3 separate regions of the Homo sapiens genome follow, and regions 1 and 2 are each linked to region 3. Evidence: chromatin loops called from intact Hi-C (ENCODE). Cell type or tissue: GM12878. All regions are shown on one strand.

The links. A loop is a pair of places that touch in the nucleus more often than their neighbours do. Peaks named below come from ENCODE experiments on the same cell type or tissue, not always from the same donor. Only the 100,000 strongest peaks of a DNase experiment are listed, where the experiment ranks them.
Region 1: it touches region 3 in a loop (6-fold over the local background); 3 of 110 quality-filtered maps call a loop at or near these places.
Region 2: a loop joins it to region 3, with 3 times the contacts of the local background. A loop is called at or near these places in 3 of 110 quality-filtered maps.

What each region holds. Positions count from the first base shown.
Region 1 is chr3:31,130,915-31,133,414 of GRCh38, forward strand. No RefSeq gene overlaps it. Among named protein-coding and RNA genes, the nearest start is that of MIR466, 30 kb to the right of the region's middle. In GM12878, a CTCF peak has its summit at 1,440 (motif pointing left); a DNase peak (open chromatin) is centred at 1,417.
Region 2 is chr3:31,244,592-31,247,091 of GRCh38, forward strand. No RefSeq gene overlaps it. Among named protein-coding and RNA genes, the nearest start is that of MIR466, 84 kb to the left of the region's middle. RefSeq lists an enhancer at 950-1,019. In GM12878, a CTCF peak has its summit at 963; DNase peaks (open chromatin) are centred at 575 and 1,009; H3K4me3 peaks cover 457 bases; H3K27ac peaks cover 2,442 bases.
Region 3 is chr3:31,447,596-31,450,095 of GRCh38, forward strand. No RefSeq gene overlaps it. Among named protein-coding and RNA genes, the nearest start is that of STT3B, 84 kb to the right of the region's middle. RefSeq lists a silencer at 1,074-1,252. In GM12878, a CTCF peak has its summit at 1,120 (motif pointing left); a DNase peak (open chromatin) is centred at 1,216; H3K4me3 peaks cover 654 bases; H3K27ac peaks cover 2,098 bases.

The DNA.
Region 1 (2,500 bases), 320 kb before region 3:
CTCCCTTATGTAGTTTTTTAAGGCAGGCTCTTTGGATCACTTAATTCTGTTCCAAAACTTGCCTCTGTCCTGCCGACAACTCCAAACTTTTCCCATTAAATTCCTGTTGGTTAAACACTTTTCTTGTCAAGTCCTCACTAAAAGATTTCAAATCCAGCTGAAAGAATTCCTTTGACTGCATAGAGAACTACTTCCTTCCCTGATACAACATGGGTCCAACGGCAATAGCCAGTGCCTATTTTAGGTGGGCTGCAGACCTTGAAACTTTCCAAATGTAAAATGTACCTAGATACAAGGATTTCTATGTATTACTAGAAAAAGTATGCCCTAGTAATACCCTTTGTTCTTTGCAGCATGACACCTAAATTACTTTATTCCAGCATAGTGCCTGACACATAAAATATGTTCAATATATGATGCAGAAGGAAAGAGAAAGAAAAACAGTAAGAAAGGGTGGAAGGGCAACATGAGACTAAGTATCTCTTTGTAGTCCAGAAGTCTCTTTTGCTTTTTTCAAAATTAACTTCTTTGGCAAAATATTCTGTAAAATAATTATTCTAAAATCAAAAAGAAAACCCACATATTACAGCCTCTTCTTGGATATTTGCACATGACACTATTAAAAGTGCTGGGAAGTCCTGCATCAGAGAAACATGTTTGATTCTGTTTCTTCCAGAGTATTCCATGGAATTCTCCTCTATGAATCCTTTTATTATAATCTATTCACATCCTACAGGACCAGTGTCTGTCAGAGGACACTTTGGCAAATGTAGCTTTAACTCAACTAGATATGATTTAGAGACTGCCAATGTAAACTGTTCCCTGCAAAGAGCTTCTGAAACCATAATTATCAACTACATAAATGCCTCTGAGCCTGCACCAGGATCATCCTGATTAAAATACTTGCTCATATGAAGTTAAGAGCATATGAACTATTATACTATAAATTTTGTGCATCCTAAATATACCCTGAGCCTTTGTTGGGAGGATGCTGTTGAGGATGCTGGCAGCTAAAGTCATGCCAGGCAGTATGGTTACAGTCAATGGGTGTGTAATGTTCCATTCTGGGGGTCATTAAAAATGAACCACATGATTGAGAGACACATTTATTTTTGTATCGTATGATCCTGGCATTCAGTTCCATTCTGCGTCATGAATTTAACACAGCCAAACAAAGCATTGATTACTCCCTTCAAATTCAGTTGGAGCCTGCCATGTTTAATGAGAGGGAAGCAAGAGATTATTGAGACCACAGTTTGCCAATGTCAGTTAGCCAATGATAAAGGCAATCTGAGCCTATATTACACAAAAAAGAATGGAAAGTTGGCCTGCTTGTGGTGTCCCTCATGCCACTGGGAGGGAGGCAAGTATATGACTTCTCAGATTTTTTTTTTTGTCACCAGATGAATAGTCTACCTGTTACCTCAGTGTGAGGATGGACTGACATCTAGTGGATAACCAGGTGATTGATATTTTTGTTATAAATTGCACTGTAGAAATGAGTAAGCTGCATAACAACGGTACTTGAGAAGGTAGAGTTTAAATAAAATTTGAATTATAAATATAGACTTTTTCCTCATGGTTGAGACCAGTTAATTAAATTTGTATTTAAAGTTAATATTATATTTTGAAGATGTTTCCCATTAACAATACTGTCCCATTGTCTTATGAAATAGTGGTCCATAATTAGACACCTACCAAAATTAACAACTATATATGTAAAGACAAATAACATAATGCCAGAAACACCCAAAAGATGGCATGGAAGGATTTTTATTTTATACATTTTTGGAAAAGAAAAATGTCTATTTCTCAAACACACATGCGTCAGTAGATTGTAGCCACCTGCCAGTAAGGAATTTAAGAATTTTAAGAAATTTGGCTAATAATTTACAAAGCTGAGTACAGTTGTCTCATGTGCTACTCTGATGGGGGAGAGAAGGGCAAAAGATAAGGTTTATGTGTCCAGTTTCCCTTGTATCATTGGTCAAGAGCATCTGTGATATTGATCTTACTTTTCTGGTTTATTGAATGATACCTTGTAGGAAGTAATTAGTGTTAAGATGTGAGGAGAAAAAGAGACAACATCTGTCTCTTCAATTCTTGAAGTGTGAACCAACTGAGAAATAAATTAAAGAAGTAAATTAGACAAAGATTTAAAAATACAAGTTTTATGCTTGGTAAAGCAGATTGAAGAATGCTGTTCAAACTCTGCCCAACATAGATCTTTCTAATACTGCCTTTTCCTCCTGGATTAAATGTATTCTGAAATAATTACAGTGCTTCTGTCCAGTTCTTATCTAGTGTCTATGTTCTCCAGAATTGTATGAATTTCTAACAACCTCTATATTTATCCTTCTCTAATATACAGTGGTAAAACATTATCAAAAACTTGGAAATAAGGTAAAGGGAAAGTAGGGTGTTTTCTCAATGCCATACTAGAATTTTGCTGAATAGGCCTACACAAAGGATTGTTTAATTTTCTAGGAGAATGTATCTG
Region 2 (2,500 bases), 200 kb before region 3:
GAAGATGTGATGGGAAAAGAGATTTAATTTTGGCCTTAGACAAAAAATGGAGCCAATCGAAAAAGGGAAAGAGTTCAAGAAAATTAAAAATGCAATTAAAGATAAAAAGATAAATAAGAAATTGGTAAATAGAATGAGGATAAGAGACCTAACTTATACATAATTGGTGATACCAAGAGAAAATCACAACAGTTTAAGCAGAAGCTAAAATCAAGCCCCAACACTGGAATACAATGGAGCAAATTTATAAAGTTTCGAAGAAAAGTGTATGATCCAATAATTCTCCCCAAAGTAGGTTGTCAAAAGAAATATACTCTTAGACAGTAAACTGTACCCATTATCTATTGCCACAATAATGCTGCAAAGCAAGCAACCACAAAATCTCCGTGAGATAAAACAATAAACATTTATTTTTGTTCACAAGATTATGAGTTGTCTGGGGATTTCTGCAGATCTGAGCGGGGATACTTCACATGACTGTGGCCTTGTCCAGACAATTAGATTCACCTGACTGATCTCTATTTCTCTCGTCCTCCATCATCTTAGCTTGGTCTCAGAGTGGTAGCAGGGATACAAAGTTACTGGGTAGAGGAGGTAGATATGAGGAGGCTAATAAGGAGGACCATCAAAGCAATAATTCTCCTTGTGAATGCCCTCCAGCTATAGACCACCAGGAACACATCTAAAAATGTTGGGTTTATTACTCATTTCAGTGAGGGAGAATTCACACCGTGGGAAACCTTGAGTCTTGTTAGTGAGAGGGCATTACAAAGCATTTGTAGGATTTGTGTTTTGTGTTAAGTGATTTTAGTGTGTAGGGCTTTGGTTTGGATTGGCTGATGTCCAGAAGCAGGGGTATCTTATGAATGGGTATCTTAATAAATCTTATCTATCTAGAATGTGGGAAGACCAGAAAAGATTAACGCTGTACTTGGTAAAGAAGCAGCAATCCCTTGTATTAGCCATGAGAGGGGGATGGTTGGTCACTTCTGTGGCTTGTACAATGTACATGTTTTGTTGTGTTCAGACATGGTCATGAAGTGGTCTTGTCTTTGTCATGCTCCACCATCATCACAGAGTAGCCTGGTCTGACACTGATGCTCTGTGAAGTTATTTTCAACAGGAGAGCACTAAAGTCTAGCTGTGATGCCAGCCGGCTCCAAGAGGTCAGGCTGCTTTTCTTCTCATGTCACACACACACTCCCAGTTGGTTACCCTGGCAATTTTACTTAATGCTTTCATTCATCATAGCAAGAGGTGATTCAAAATAAATGAACTTGATTTTTTTTTTAAAAAAAAAAAAGCTTTGGTATAAAAGCACCAACAGTAAACACAGAACCCAGTTAAACACAGAGCTATATCTAAATGAATATTATAAATATGGTTATAATATATCAAAAGCGATCATGAAATGAGACATATAAGCCATATAATAATAGTTTAATAATAAGAATTTAGGTATAACCCCCAAATTATATTAACAAGAGTAAAGAATGAAAAATGGAGAGTAGGAGAAAGTTGAAATGTAGAGCATTTCTCATTTTAGAGAATGGGAGGTCAAAAGACAATGGTTCTTTTTCTTTTTTTTTTTTCCTCTATCAAGTTTGGAGAAATAAAGGTGCCATACGTTTTTGAAAAACTTAATGAAAACTACTTGTAGTGCTAATAAACAGAATGTGTACCTTCCAAATGATTACAGAAAATAAAAGCCACCCCTAAAAAATTGTAGCATCAGACAGAAAACAAAGAAACTAATCAAAAGCATTTTTTAAGCATAAAACAAAATGGCTGAAATAAGACCAAAAGTCTTACTCATTCATTTGTCTTCCCTCCTTTTCTTACCCCTGCTCTTGCCTTAGACCAGGCCCTGATCTGCTCTCTGTCTTCTAAAATACAGCATACAGCCTCCTAATCAGCCTCTCTCCCTCAGATCAGATCTTTGCAGAGCAGAGGCTGCACTCATGCTATCATTTGTAGAGTGGGGACATTGGCAAACTGTTGATTACAGGTGTGCAATGAGGAGAGAACAGAGATTAAGACAAGCATGTGAAGCTTTTGTAGCAATTTGACAAGCTATTTTGTGTCTGTTGAAACTAATAATTAATAATTGGTGCTTGCATTTTGTACCTTTTTATTACATTTTTCTAGTAACTCATTTTTTATTATAGTTTCTAAAAATATCAGTCTGTAATATATGAGAAAAGGCAGAAAACAGCTGGTCCTTCACCACGGATGGTTTGAGAAGCCCAGAGCATATCTAAGTGAATTCCATGGAATCTGTCACTTCTCTGCCCACAAACATTCAGTGGCTCCCTCCTGTTCCTAACAATGATTCTTCTTTTCCTGCCTCCACACTATTCCTATGGGCAACATTGCCTATCAGTCATGCCTCTTATTATACAGGGATTCTCAAAGGGAGAGGGCAGAGACGAAAATCTCAAACCTGGAAGGAAAGCAGTAGGAATGTGCACTTTGAAACATAAAACCCTAAAGATTTGGA
Region 3 (2,500 bases):
GGAAACACTAAAATCTAGGAAGGAGAAGGAAAATGTGCAGCTTCTGTGGCTAGGATTGGCCCGGAACTGGTAGTGAATCCCTCAGTACAGGGGAAGGTGAGTGAGTGTCTTCCTACAATTTACCTTCTCACTTGGGAACTGTACTATCCAAGCCATAGGAGAAACACTTTGAGTCTTCTAAGCCCTGATTCTGACTTGGGAGCAGCCAGGAGACTGTAGGAAGGAACCCCAAGGAGGGAACACACTTTGGGTCTCACACTCTTTCTGGGACCTGAGGAGCTACAATAAAACACCATTCTTGATCCTTGCTTTTAACAGACTATGCTCAGTCCTGGAAACCAGTGGCACCAGTCCCGGGCATTGGGGAAACTCAGGCTGCTGCTTCCAGAGTGGGGCATGGGGCCTAGGTAGGGGTGTGGGGGAGGCTTTTGCAAACGGGACTGAGAAGCAAGTGTGCTGTGGGCTGCAGCTGCTGGTGCTACATGTGGACAACTCCTCCACTTGTCCTGAGTAAGACAAGAGTTGCTGCAGAAACTTGGACATGAGCTGGGAAGAGGGCCCCCATGGCCCAGCGCTGAGTTCCAGGCTAGGCATGAACTACCAGGTCTGACTGAACAGCCAGGATGGGGGAGGGATCCCCCAGCTGCAACAGCCAGGATGGGGGAGGGAGCCCCACAAGCACTGGGGCATGAAAAGGACATAAGTCCCCCAGCTGCTGGCCAAGGCTGTGGCTGCTGAGACTGCTGGGACTGGCCACCCCCACCACATGGTAAGACCTCACTGTAGTGGTGGTTGCCCCTCACCCAAGCATTTCTCCAGGGCCCAAGGATCAACCCACCTCACCCCCAACTCCTCATCACAGCTAGTCCATGCACTCATCATTGGGGGACCTGTGCACAAGTTTGCCTGGTCTGGCTCTGCTTGGCTTCACCCCACCCTCTGAGACAGAGTGCAGGATCCATGGTCCTGGGGGTTCCATAACCCAATCCACCACCTGGGGCACCTAAGCATTTATCCTGGGGGACAGAGGCTGGACACAAACAACATATCACTACCACCTCAAGTATCTGCAGGTGCTTGCTTCTACCTGCAAGCACCACCTAGTGGCCTGGAAGCCAGCCTGCATGGCCCAGAAGCCAGCCTGCATGGCCCATTGCAACTGCCAACACAAAAGCACAGCACTTGGGAATCAGAAGAGCATCTCACCACTACTGCTACCACCATTGCCCACATCATGTGGCTGCCCAGGAACCCAAGAGCCTACTCACCCAACCAGTCCACCACTACCACAACCAGCATTGAGAAAGGCACCCAGAGCCCAAAAATCAGCCTGCTTGGAACCACCAACACAAGTATCAGAATACACTGCCACAGAACACAAGGATAGACATGCTTAGCCCCACTGAAAGCTAAAGACAGACCAATCTGGCATTCCAGACCCTAGCACAAGTTCACCACAGCCTCCACCAATAACCGCACCCTAACACACCAAGGAAACCACAGATACCACTGATGCTATTTATAGCCAATGAAATTATAGTAGTCTTCCCTACTCCATGCACCCAAAAGCAAACCCAACCAACATCATAGTCACATATTCAGGAAAAAGCCCCCCCAGTGAAGGAAAATTCAAAAATAAAGAGAAGCAAATGCTGTAAAGACATAAGAAACATGAAAAAGCAATATGACATCCTCAAAGGAACACAATAATTCTCCAGCAATAGATCCTAACCAAAAAGCAATCCTCAAAATGCCAGATAAAGAATTCAAAATATTTATTTTTAAAAGTTCAATGATGCAAGAGAAATATGAAAAGCAATACAAAGAGCTCAAAACTCAATTCAGGAAATAAGTGAAAAATTTATCAAAGAGATAAATATCTTTTTGAAAAAAACAGACATTCTGGAACTGAAAAAGTCATCAAAGCAAGAACAAAATACAATCGAAAGTTTCAAAAATAGACTAGGCCAAGCAGAATAGAGAATTTCAGAACATGAAGACAAATATTTTGAAATAATCTAGTCAGGCAAAAAATAAAGAAAAAAGATTTTTTAAAAAATGAACAAAGCCTTTGAGATACTTGGGACTACAAAAAGCAACTGAATGTATTAATTGTTAGTATCCCTGAGGGTAAAGAGAAATTGAAAGGCTTAGAAAACCTACTTAACAAAGTAATAAATGAAAACTTCACAATTCTAGGAAGAGATTTAAATATCCAGATATAGGAGTCTCAATGATCCCCAGAAAATACAATGCAAAAAGTACTTCACCATGGCCTATTGCAATTCAGGCTGTCTAAAGTCAAAGTGACAGTACAAATTCTAAAGTCAGCAAGAGAAAAACATTTTATCATCTATAAAGGAAACCCTCTATCTGACTAAAAGCTAATTTCTCAGCAGAAACTTTACAGACCAGGAGAAAATGGGATGATATATTCAAAGCACTAAAAGAAAAACACTGTTAGCCAAGGATACTATGTCCAGAAAATTTATCTTTCATA